Linked DNA regions of Homo sapiens: all the other regions are linked to region 2. The links are chromatin contacts, found by Hi-C in ENCODE. All regions are on one chromosome and are shown on one strand. The core of a region is the stretch at or near the end of the contact, and the rest is flanking DNA. Distances in the headings are between cores, read along the strand shown.

Region 1 (3,991 bases), core at 565-3,064, 1.0 Mb after region 2:
AGGGTCCCAGCTTCAGAAGCCATCTTATCTCATTCCCTCTCACCATTGCTCTTTCCACGAAGCATTCTGCGAATGCCATCCAGGCAACGCTTGCATGCTCATTTCCACCTGAGTGCAGGGGATGTGCCTGATACCCATGTGAACTCTTCTCCCTAAAAAGCCCCAGTGTCTGGTCCATACCTGCCGAATGACTGGGTGAACTTGTTTTTTTTTTTTTTTTTTTTGAGAGAGGGTCTCACTCTGTCACCCAGCCTGGAGTGCAGTGGAGCGATCCAACTCACTGCAGCCTCCACCTCCTGGACTCAAGCAATCCTCCTGCTTTGGCCTCCCCAGTAGCTGGGACTACAGGAGTGCACCATGACGCCCAGCTAATTTTTGTATATTTTATAGAGGAGGGTTTTCGCCATGTTGCTCAGGCTGCTCTCAAACTCATGGACTTGAGCAATCTACCTACTTTGGTGTCCCAAAGTGCTGGGATTACAGGCGTGAGCCACTGAGCCTGGCCTGGATAAACACTTAACAGAATCAAAGGAAGCCAGTTCCCAGAGCCATGCTGGTGGCTCTACCTTTCCAGATCTTTCTCATTGTGCCAGGTCACCTCCAGACCAGCTGGCCTTTTATTTATTATTATTATTTTTTTGAGACGGAGTCTCACTCTGTTGCCCAGGCTAGAGTGCAGTGGCGCGATCTCGGCTAACTGCAAGCTCCGCCTCCCGGGTTCACGCCATTCTCCTGCCTCTGCCTCCCAAGTAGCTGGGACTACAGGCGCCCACCACCACGCCCGGCTAATTTTTTGTATTTTTTAGTAGAGACAGGATTTAACTGTGTTAGCCAGGATGGTCTCGATCTCCTGACCTGGTGATCCACCCACCTCGGCCTCCCAAAGTGCTGGGATTACAGGCATGAGCCACCACACCCAGTGGTATAGAAAGCTACCCAGGATGGTATAGGGCCTGAGCTGCTGTTTGCTTTGTCAAGATTATGTTGTTTCCCAAGCAAAAACTGCCTGTTTTCCCAGGAACTCCCTCAGCCTAGCTCCTCAGTCTCTGGGGCACCTGAGGTTCAGGACAACAAGACAGGCAGTTAGAATCTGTCAGGGCAAGCTGGACAGCTGTACTCTAGGCTCTGCCTCCAGGTCTGTGTGTAACTCTGAGAACATGCCTTTCACTCTCTGGGGTTCACTTTCTGCATCTGTAAAATGGGAGTAGGGTTCGCCTAATAGATTCGCCTGGTCCCTCCCAGAGGCTTCTGGACTGTCTGCAGAAAAGTTTACCCTGTTCTTACCTGCCACCCCTTGCAGGGATTTGCGCACCGCGTCCACACAGCTCTGACAGGTCATCTGCACCGCGAACTCCAACTGCAAGGGCGGCAGGGACCAACCGATGATCGCTGGGGAAGTGCCTTGGTATGACTTTGTTTCACCACCTACCCTATGACCACCGCAAGGGTCTGGGAACAAGCCCCACTTAACCCCTCTTCAAGCACCTTCTTCATGATCTCTCATGACCATTCCAGGACCATGGGAGTCACCCCCCAACACTCACGCAGGGCCCCTGCTACCCTCGCACCCTAGTTTCATCCCATGGCCCCAGGCCCCAACCCAAGTGCCCACTCCTTCTCCTCTTCCCAAGGTAACGATCATCCCAGGGGCCGAGGCTCTCTGCCCGGCGAGGCTCCACACGAAGCCTCGACCCTCACCGTGCAGAGGGTCCCCTGGTTCCCCGAATCCGAAGCCATTCTGGACCCAGTCACCACCCCGAGACGCAGAACTCCTCCGGCGCAGGAGCACCAACCAGCGCGGCGTCGCGGGGACTGAGCCTCTAAAGCCACCCTTAACTCCTCCTCCTAGTGCGTGCGCACGCAAGGCCCTGCTTCGTCAGCCACCGGGTGGCGGCCGCGCAGGCGCACTCGGGCCGTCGGGCTCCTGGTTGCCTTAGTAACCCCTCGGCTTTCTGTTCCTGGACGGTGGCGGCCGCCGGCTCTATGATGGAGCCCCCGAAGCCCGAGCCTGAGCTCCAGCGGTTTTACCACCGGCTGCTGCGTCCGCTGTCGCTCTTCCCCACTAGGACGACGTCCCCAGAGCCTCAGAAGCGCCCCCCGCAGGAGGGCCGGATTCTGCAGTCCTTCCCTCTGGCGAAGCTGACGGTGGCGTCGCTGTGCAGCCAGGTGGCCAAGCTGCTGGCCGGCAGCGGGATAGCAGCGGGAGTGCCTCCTGAGGCCCGACTACGTCTCATCAAGGTCATCCTGGACGAGCTGAAGTGCAGCTGGCGGGAGCCGCCCGCCGAACTTAGTCTGAGCCACAAAAACAACCAGAAGCTGCGGAAGCGGCTCGAGGCCTACGTGCTGCTGAGCAGCGAGCAGCTCTTCTTGCGCTACCTGCACCTGCTGGTGACCATGTCGACTCCCAGGGGGGTCTTCACTGAATCAGCCACCCTCACCCGGTTGGCCGCCAGCCTCGCCAGGGACTGCACACTCTTCCTTACTAGTCCCAACGTCTACCGTGGCCTGCTTGCCGACTTCCAGGCCCTGCTGAGGGCAGAGCAGGCCTCTGGGGATGTGGACAAGCTGCACCCTGTCTGCCCCGCTGGGACGTTCAAGCTGTGCCCTATCCCCTGGCCTCACAGCACTGGCTTCGCCCAAGTGCAGTGCTCTAACCTCAACCTGAACTACCTCATCCAACTCAGCCGTCCACCAGAGTTTCTCAATGAGCCAGGAAGGATGGATCCAGTGAAGGAATTGAAGTCCATCCCTCGGTTGAAGAGGAAAAAGCCTTTCCACTGGCTGCCCTCCATAGGAAAGAAGAGAGAAATCGACATCAGTTCCTCACAGATGGTGTCGCTGCCCAGCTATCCTGTGGCCCCCACCAGCAGGGCTTCCCCCTCGCCTTTCTGCCCTGAGCTCCGGAGAGGCCAATCCATGCCCTCCCTGCGTGAGGGCTGGAGGCTGGCAGATGAGTTGGGCCTTCCTCCACTCCCATCTCGCCCCTTAACCCCGCTGGTCTTGGCTACAGAGAGCAAACCAGAGCTGACTGGGCTCATCGTGGCTGAGGATCTGAAGCAGTTGATAAAGAAGATGAAGTTGGAGGGGACTCGCTACCCACCACTGGACTCAGGCCTGCCTCCTCTCCTGGGGGTTGTGACCCGTCACCCAGCTGCAGGGCATCGCCTGGAGGAGCTGGAGAAGATGTTGAGGAACCTCCAGGAGGAAGAAGCCTCTGGGCAGTGGGACCCCCAGCCCCCCAAATCCTTTCCACTTCACCCACAGCCAGTGACCATTACTTTGAAGCTTAGAAATGAGGTCGTGGTCCAGGCGGCTGCCGTACGGGTCTCTGATAGAAACTTCTTAGACTCTTTCCACATTGAGGGGGCCGGAGCCCTGTATAACCATCTGGCTGGTGAACTGGATCCCAAAGCCATTGAAAAAATGGATATTGATAACTTTGTTGGCAGTACTACCAGGGAGGTCTACAAGGAGTTGATGAGCCATGTCTCTTCTGACCACTTACATTTTGATCAAGGGCCCCTAGTTGAGCCTGCAGCAGATAAAGACTGGTCGACCTTCCTGTCCTCAGCCTTTCTACGTCAAGAAAAACAGCCTCAAATCATCAACCCTGAGCTGGTTGGACTTTACTCCCAGAGAGCAAACACTTTACAGTCCAATACTAAGAAGATGCCCTCCCTCCCATCACTCCAAGCTACCAAAAGCTGGGAGAAGTGGTCAAACAAGGCCTCCTTGATGAACTCATGGAAAACCACCTTGTCTGTGGATGACTACTTCAAGTACCTCACCAACCATGAAACAGATTTCCTTCATGTCATCTTTCAAATGCATGAAGAAGAGGTTCCTGTGGAGATTGTGGCCCCTGCCAGAGAGTCCCTAGAGATTCAGCACCCTCCCCCATTGCTAGAAGATGAAGAACCAGACTTTGTGCCAGGAGAGTGGGATTGGAACACTGTGCTAGAGCACAGGCTAGGAGCTGGGAAGACACCCC
Region 2 (3,970 bases), core at 15-2,514:
TCTGCCCAGTGCCGTCCGCATCCCTGGGAGCACACAGTAATATTAAAAGTGGTGACTCCAGCCCAGTGGCAGGGCTGCACTTGCCCAGATGAGGATCGAAACTGGCGCTCAGAGAGGCGCGGGACCTGCTCAACGTCACACAGCAGAGCATGGCGGACACCCGCCACCCCACGTTTAAATGCTGTGCGCAAGGCTGGGGTCATCTGGTCCCCAAGCCCAGGGTCTGGTGGAAGGGCGCAGAACCACGGTGGTCAGTGACCACAGGGGCCGAGGTAGGAAAGGGGGAGGGATTTGGGAATCCGGTCAAGACTCAAGGCAGGAAGGGAGAAGAGCTCTGGACGCTGGGACAAGGAGGTCAAAGGCCTGGGGCTGGAGTCCGACGGAGCCAGAGGGGAAGACAAGACTGGGGGCGGCGCGCGCCACCCAGCGGTATCGGGAGGGAGGACCGGAGGGAGGGCTGGGCCGGACGCTCCTCTCGCGCACCGATCGACCTCGGGTTCCTGGAGGGGCGTCCCCGTGGGATCCCGGCTCCGTACATCCTGGAGCCCCTAGGGGAGGGACGGACCAGTGGGGGCCGGCGGGGCCTCATCAGACACCCCAACGCCAGGACCCAACGGGACCGAGGACGGTCGCCGGGCGCTTCACGGTTCGCGTGGTTTCAGGATCTCGGAGAACACAACCGGCAGGTCCTGCAGCTCCGCGCCCATCTCCCTCCCCGCGGCCACACCCCCGGCCACGGCCCGGCCCTGCCGGAAGCACAGTCCTCCTGGCCACGCCCCCCAGTCCTTCGTAGCAAAAGCTCCGGTCCAGGCCCCGCCCCCAGCCCGCCCCAACCTCGATTGCCTACTAGGCCCCGCCGCCCTTTGGCAGTAACGTCCGAGTCCGGCTCCCGCGCAGGCCCCGCCCCGCCCCGCCCCGCCGCCCTCCGTCCCTCCCATCCGGGGGACTCAACGCGTCCCACCGAGGCCCCGCCTTCAAACAGGCCCCGCCCCCTAACGGACCCCGTCCCACCGAGGACCCGCCTTCAAACAGGCCCCGCCCCCGAACAGACCCAGTCCCACCGAGGCCCCGTCTCCGGGAAGGCCCCGCCCACGAACAGACCCACCCCACTGAGGCCCCCCGACGCCGCTGCCGCTCTGCAGCCCCCCAGGCGGGACGCGTCGCGCGGGCTGCCCCTTCTCCCTCTCAGCTTTCGGAGGGACCCGGGCTGAGCGCCCCGCCCCGCCTCGCCCCGCCTCTTCCCTCGCCCGATCCCGCGCCCTCAGTGTCCCGGCCGCGCAGGACTTGACATGCTGCCCGACTGCCTGTCGGCCGAGGGCGAGCTGCGCTGCCGCCGGCTGCTGGCAGGGGCCACGGCCCGGCTCCGCGCGCGGCCCGCGTCGGCCGCGGTGCTCGTGCCGCTCTGCTCAGTGCGTGGGGTCCCGGCGCTGCTGTACACGCTGCGGTCCAGCCGCCTGACCGGGAGGCACAAGGGCGACGTCAGGTACAGCGGCCGGGAACTCCTCGCCCTTTGCCGGAGGCTACAGGAGCCCGGGGCTGGCAGGGACCTCTGGCAGGGCACTTAGCCCCTTCGAGCCTCGGTTTCCGCCTCCGTAAAATGGGTCTGGGGAGAGTCCCTCCGCCCAAGGGCTGCAGCGAGAGGTCAGCGATCCGTGTCCGTCGGCCCCGGTGCACCTGCCGGGGCGCCACGTCCTCGCCGCGTGGGCCCCTCGTACGCGTCCTTGCGCGCACGCCTGGGCCGGGACACCCCTTTGAGCTGTTTCCCGCTTAGAGGGCGGACGCCGCCCCCTGCCGGCGACTACGGAGAGGTTCGGGCCCCGCCCGGCGGGAATTAAGAACATCCTGAGGACAATGTCAGTGTTGCTGGGGCCACCATAGGCCGAATTTGGGTATCTGAGCCCCAGGATCTTCTTGCCCCTGCTGCAGACCCTCTTATCCTGCGCTGTCCCGGGCCTCTCTTCCTTATCCCCATTGCTCAGGGAGGTAAACTGGCCTCCAGAGGTCGCATGGCTTGCCTGGGGCCTCCCAGTAAACTAGGGGCAGAGGCAGGCGACACTTCGGTGGGCCAGTGGCCCCCCCCGCACTGCCGATACCCCGACCTCTCCGTGGCCCCAAGAGTCCAAGGACCAGACTCCTTGTGTCTGTTTAGTTTCCCAGGCGGCAAGTGCGACCCGGCTGACCAAGATGTGGTGCACACGGCCCTGCGGGAAACCCGGGAGGAGCTGGGCCTGGCAGTGCCCGAGGAGCACGTGTGGGGCCTGCTGCGGCCTGTGTATGATCCGGTAAGCCACTTGGCTGAGGCCACCCCACCCCATTCACTCACTCTGTGCCTGCCCTGGAGCTGGGCTACCAGGGACCAGGAGAGTGGTCATGGACCCCCACGGGCACAAAGTGTGGAAGGGTGCCCCTAACCTGCCTGGTCACATGCACCACCCCACACACCCCCTCGGGAAGGGATTGGGGAGGCTCTGGTGTCCTGAGTAGAGGTGGCCCAGGGCGATGGGGTGGGCCAGCTCCACTCAGTTTGGTGGATTAGGGTCAGGGAAGCTTCATGGGGTAGGCAGGGATTGAACCCAGGCTTGAATGCCAAGTGGGAGATTGTCCTAAGCAGAGGGAACAGGTCTAGTGCATTTGAGGGGACCTGAGTCAGTCAGCATGGCTGGAGGACACAGGCAGGTGGACCCGAACATGACTACCAAAGGCCTATGCATGGCAAAGGGGTCTTCCTCTCACACTCCCCTCCCCAGCCTTCAAACCCAGCGAAGGCCATGCTTCCCTGACCACCTGCCCTCTTCCCCAGCAAAAGGCCACCGTGGTGCCAGTGCTTGCTGGTGTAGGCCCACTGGATCCCCAGAGCCTCAGGCCCAACTCGGAGGAGGTGAGCTGGGGGATATGAGGGGGTTGGGCTGTTCCAGTCCTCTGTCTACCCTCTCTGCCTCCTGCCTGCAGGTAGATGAGGTGTTTGCACTGCCGCTGGCCCACCTGCTGCAGACGCAGAATCAGGGCTATACCCACTTCTGCCGGGGTGGCCACTTCCGCTACACACTACCCGTCTTCCTGCATGGACCACACCGGGTCTGGGGCCTCACAGCTGTCATCACTGAGTTTGCCCTGCAGCTGCTGGCACCTGGTACCTACCAGCCCCGCCTGGCCGGCCTGACCTGCTCAGGGGCTGAGGGTCTGGCCCGCCCTAAGCAGCCCCTGGCTTCACCCTGTCAGGCCAGCTCCACTCCAGGACTGAATAAAGGTCTTTGACAGCTCTAGAGCTCTTGCTTCTGCTGTACTGGGGCCTTGACCTTGGGCAGACCACTCCAGGTCGCTGGCTGGGGCTCCTCCTTCCAGTCACGCCATGCCCCACAGCAATGGACACTTCCTGGGTGCCAAGTACTTGGAGTCAATTCATCTCACCCTCACAACAGCCCATAAGGCAGGGCCAACACTGTCTCTGGCTGGTGAGACTGCTTTCAGGGAGGAGAGACACCTTGCCTAAGGGCCCCACGCTGGGATTGGAACCAGAGCTCTCAGACTCCACAGCCCAGACTCTTAGGCACTGCACTGCCCTGTCTCAGCCTGCACCTCCTGTTCTCTCTGCTGTGCCTGGCTGACGCTGTGCTGGGCTCCGGGATCCCAGAGAGGAGTAAGGCGCACCCATGCCCCTGGGTGTTACTGCAGGAGTCTAACATGCAGAGCCCCTGTGTGTGCCAGCTGCTGTGTGGGGGCCACAGCTGTGGACCGGTCAGATGCTCACCTGCCGTCCAGAGGGGGTGCTCAGTCTAGGGGAGACCTCAGACCAGGTCACACAGATAATCATGTGGTTCCACATTAATTAATCACAGATAATAGTGGAATTATATAAGACATCAACTAGGTAGACCAGGGTTCTGTGAAAGAGCTGAGGGAGCGGGTGGTCTGAGCTTGCCGTGGAGGATGGCTGGATCCAGGGGCTCGGGCTCCCCTCTTGCTGTGCTTT
Region 3 (4,006 bases), core at 171-2,670, 1.7 Mb after region 2:
CACGAACCCATCACTGGGAGTGGCAGGGACAGCAGTAGACCCTCATAGCCCCAATTTACAAATAAACCAGTGAGCAAACAGGTTGCAGAAAAGGATGAGAGCTGGCCTCCTGCCAGTTCAGCCTGGGGCGAGGCTGCCTGTCCCATCACCAAGGGCAGGGCGAAGGGCTGGGGCCTCACTCACCTCCTGCTCCGAGTCTGTCCCGGACAGCTTCTTGTCCTTGCTTTTCGTTCCCATCCCACCGTTCTTCCGGCCGCCGCTGCCTGGCTTCCGGCCCCTTTGGGAAGGTACAGTCCATCTGCCCGGAGTGCTCCCTACTCCTTGGCCACCCCCAAGCCCTGTGGCCTTGGCCTTCCCCACTGTATGCCAGGCCCTGGCCCCACCTGCGGGCGCCCTTGTCCCCATCCATGTGGTTGTCTTCCCCGTCCCCCTGCATGTCGGGAACAGATGCCACCAGGTCCTTCAAGAAGTCAAACTGCTGCTCCAGCTCGATGCACTGCTTCCTGGAAGAGGTGAGGAGGGGCTGGCACTCAAGAGGGGCCCAGACACCCAAACCCGCAGTGGGTGGCAGCAAGGGGCCCCAGATGTCAGGCTGGAGCCCGGGCCGATCTCCGCTCCCGGGCCTGCCCTGCTTTACTCAGGTGGCTCCCTCTGCCTGGAAGCCCAGCCTCTCCTCTGCCAGTCTGTGGCCTTGCTGGTGTCCCGGCTGCCGCCCACCTCCCTCGCCACCCAGGCTCTGCCTTCCTCAGTGTGTGAACTCCCCGCGCCAAACCCGCCGGCCCCTCCCGGCTCCTCGCCGCTCACAGGTGGGATGTGGTCATGGTCTTCGCGTTCCGCGACTGGGTCACCTGGCAGGCCTTCTTCAACAGCGACTCTAGGAAGAGCTCGAGCGCCCGGGCTGAGGAGCGTCAAGGAGAACTCCGGGGCAGGAGAGGGCGACCCGCTGCCTCCCTCCCCCACGCCCCTCGACCCGGTCCGCCCCCGGCAGGATACAGATGATGACAGGCACCGCCGCCGCCACCTTCCCAATCTCTTCGTCCGTCTGCATGATCTTCTTGATCCGCGCCTGCGGGTGGGGGAGCAGAGTTCAGACCCCGTCGCCACCGTCCCCTAAGGGGGTGCTGGGGGAGGAAGGGGCATCCCCGGAGAAAGGGGGCGGGGGACACGGACGCGGGGAGGGCATGGAGGGGGCGGGGCGTCCAGGCCCCCGAACACCGCGGCGCGCCCGCCTGCCCAGCGGGAACTGGGCCCAAGCCACCCGGGAGCCGGGCCCACTCCTGCCGGGCTCTGCCACGTGCTCACCGGCGGGAACCGCGCGTTGTACTTCTTCTTCTTGCTCGGCATCTCGGGGCCTCTCTCGCCGCGTCGGGTCCAGCGCCGCCGCCCGCAGCCTCCCGGCTCCCGGGCCTGCTCGCCGCCCGCCCGTCGCGGTTCCCCTGGGTCCTGGTGCCGCCCGCTCCGCCCCCGCCGTTTCCCGCGGAGTCCTAGCGCCGCCGGTTAAGACGCCGCTCGCAGGGCCCTAGTGCCCTCCTCTTGAAGCCTCCTGGCCGGTGCGCGTCCCTCCCCAGTCTGGACCGCCGCTCCCGCCCGCCCCCAAGGCCAGAAGAGCGAACGTTGGCCCCGCCCCCCGCGGCCCGCCCCTCCCGGGGTTCCCGCGATGGCCCCGCCCCCGAGTCAGCACCTCCCCGTCGGCCCCGCCCCTTCCCCTGCCGGCCCCGCCCCACAGCGCGGCCGCTGCGGCCGCTGAGGCCCGCGGCTCCGCCCTGTGGCTGCGCCTGTCTATAAAGTTGTTGTTGAGGTGGCGCGGCGCTAAGATGGCGGCGGCGGCGGCGGCGGCCGTGGCGGGGGTGGGGCGCGGTGGCGGTGGCGCGGAGCCACGGCAGGAGCGGAGCCGGGCCCGGGGCTGGGCCGGCGTCGAACGCAGCGAAGGCCGGAGGTGACTGCGGGCGGCGGGAGGGGCAGGGCAGGGCCGGGGCGGGAGCACAGCTCGGGCCCGTGGGCGTTAATGGCGGCGGGCGCGGCACGGCCGGAGCCTGGCTCTCCTGCAGGCTCTAACAAGCCCTGGTTCGAGTCTGGGAACCGCCCCATTGGCCTCGGAACGGCCTGTAACCTCTCTGGACTTCAGCGTCCTCGTCTGTAAGTGGGCCCGATAACGCCTGCCTGGGAGGCCTGGCCTTACAGAGCCGGCCTCGGGAGCTGCGCGAACGTGCGCTTCTTTGCGTTCCTCTATTAAATGCCAGCGCACCGGATACCTGCCAGGAAAAGGGGGCCTTGGCAGGGCCGGGAGGTGTAGCTGGGGCTGGTTGCTCCCACGCCTGGATTCACCCTTCGGCCCTGCCACGCACTGCAGGTGTGACCTTGGGCAAGTCCTTTTTCTCAGCCTCAGTTTCCTTTTCTGTAAGTCAAGGAGAATAGTAATAACTGCAGCAACCCTTCTGGAGCGCTGACTCCTCAGGCATCTAATTTTCATAGCAGATCTACGGGACAGGAACAGTTGTTATCCCATTGTAAAGATGAGGCAACTGAGGCGCATCGACAGTAACTCTTACTCAAGGCCACAGTTTAATCCAGTGCCTGGCATCTGTAGTTATTGTCTCAGACCCTGCCCTGACTCGGTTCCCTCACAGCAGGATGGAACCAGGTGAGGAGCTGGAAGAGGAGGGCTCTCCAGGTGGCCGTGAGGATGGCTTCACCGCCGAGCACCTGGCTGCAGAGGCCATGGCAGCTGACATGGACCCCTGGCTAGTGTTTGATGCCCGCACAACGCCTGCCACTGAGCTGGATGCCTGGCTGGCCAAGTACCCACCATCCCAAGTTACCCGCTATGGGGACCCCGGTTCACCCAACTCAGAGCCTGTGGGCTGGATTGCAGTGTATGGGCAGGGCTACAGCCCCAACTCCGGGGACGTGCAGGGCCTGCAGGCAGCCTGGGAAGCTCTGCAGACCAGTGGGCGGCCCATCACACCGGGTACCCTGCGCCAGCTCGCCATCACCCACCACGTGCTCTCGGGCAAGTGGCTTATGCATCTGGCACCGGGCTTCAAGCTGGACCACGCCTGGGCTGGCATTGCCCGGGCCGTGGTTGAAGGCCAGCTTCAGGTGGCCAAGGTGAGCCCACGTGCCAAGGAGGGTGGGCGCCAGGTCATCTGTGTTTACACGGACGACTTCACGGACCGCTTGGGTGTACTGGAGGCGGATTCAGCCATCCGTGCAGCGGGCATTAAGTGCCTGCTCACCTACAAGCCTGATGTCTACACCTACCTGGGCATCTACCGGGCCAATCGCTGGCACCTCTGCCCCACTCTCTATGAGAGCCGTTTCCAGCTTGGGGGTAGTGCCCGTGGCTCCCGAGTGCTTGACCGTGCCAACAACGTGGAACTGACCTAGGGGGGCCAAATTGGGGAGACTGCCCACTCCCCCCTCCATGCTGGGGTTGGATCCTCCTGTCTTCCTCCTTGTCCTATGAAGGCCACACCCCCCAGCTCTGGGGACTCCTAGGTCACTTGGGAACTACCTGCATCTTCAGTCCCCTTGAACTTCTGCCCTCTGTTCAGGGCTGACACAAGCCCCACAGGCTGGGGGGCTCCGGTTCCCTGAGGGATGAGCCTTCAGCCTCCCTTTGTAATGCTGCTCCTCTCCACTGCCCAGCACCATGAGTTGGGTGCAGACACCTAGAAGGAGAGACTTCTTGGAACGCTCATCCCCCGCTATACCTCCCCTTCCTCCTGCATCTCCCCTTCTTTCCTTCCCCCTCAGGAGAGAGAAAACTTAGTGCTTCCAGCCCTTCTTGGAGCCTTCATGGTCCAGGGGTAGGGGCCCCACTGGCCTGAGCATGCCATTTTGAGGGGAGGGTAGTTGTGCCTACTTATCCCCTGGCAGAGGGGATGCCAGGACCATGGACATGAGGCTTGCCCATCCCTGCCAACTTACACAGCCTGTACCACTGTCCCCCCTTCCTTGGCTACTTTGACATGTGCCTGCTCCTGGCATTTCAATAAAACCCGGC

What was found. A loop is a pair of places that touch in the nucleus more often than their neighbours do. Pooled maps may share reads with other maps.
Region 1: a pooled map shows a loop between it and region 2 (5-fold over the local background). The contact joins the promoter of CCS here to the promoter of NUDT8 in region 2. A Hi-C loop is called at or near these places in 1 of 50 pooled maps.
Region 3: a loop to region 2 is called in a pooled map, with 5 times the contacts of the local background. The contact joins the promoter of DRAP1 here to the promoter of NUDT8 in region 2. A Hi-C loop is called at or near these places in 1 of 50 pooled maps.

The regions. Positions count from the first base shown.
Region 1 is chr11:66,591,008-66,594,998 of GRCh38, reverse strand. It overlaps CCS (copper chaperone for superoxide dismutase), which reads right to left and starts at 1,814. Exons shown (of 8, transcript NM_005125.2): 1 at 1,699-1,814; 2 at 1,285-1,357. The coding sequence starts at 1,737. CCDC87 (coiled-coil domain containing 87) reads left to right here and starts at 1,936. Exons shown (of 1, transcript NM_018219.3): 1 at 1,936-3,991. The coding sequence starts at 1,984. RefSeq lists enhancers at 1,950-2,039, 2,070-2,179, 2,350-2,409, 1,972-2,560, 2,561-3,150.
Region 2 is chr11:67,627,231-67,631,200 of GRCh38, reverse strand. NUDT8 (nudix hydrolase 8) reads left to right here and starts at 1,264. Exons shown (of 4, transcript NM_001243750.2): 1 at 1,264-1,483; 2 at 2,150-2,282; 3 at 2,801-2,878; 4 at 2,950-3,263. The coding sequence starts at 1,290. The coding sequence ends at 3,255. LOC124902696 (a long non-coding RNA gene) reads right to left here. Exons shown (of 2, transcript XR_007062741.1): 2 at 3,808-3,970. RefSeq lists silencers at 342-511, 632-1,421, 1,712-1,861, 2,429-2,723.
Region 3 is chr11:65,916,840-65,920,845 of GRCh38, reverse strand. It overlaps DRAP1 (DR1 associated protein 1), which reads right to left and starts at 1,420. Exons shown (of 7, transcript NM_006442.4): 1 at 1,303-1,420; 2 at 994-1,066; 3 at 805-898; 4 at 384-503; 5 at 184-277. The coding sequence starts at 1,344. It overlaps C11orf68 (chromosome 11 open reading frame 68), which reads left to right and starts at 1,784. Exons shown (of 2, transcript NM_001135635.2): 1 at 1,784-1,936; 2 at 2,628-4,006. The coding sequence starts at 1,815. The coding sequence ends at 3,387. RefSeq lists enhancers at 827-1,747, 1,748-2,667 and a silencer at 961-2,030.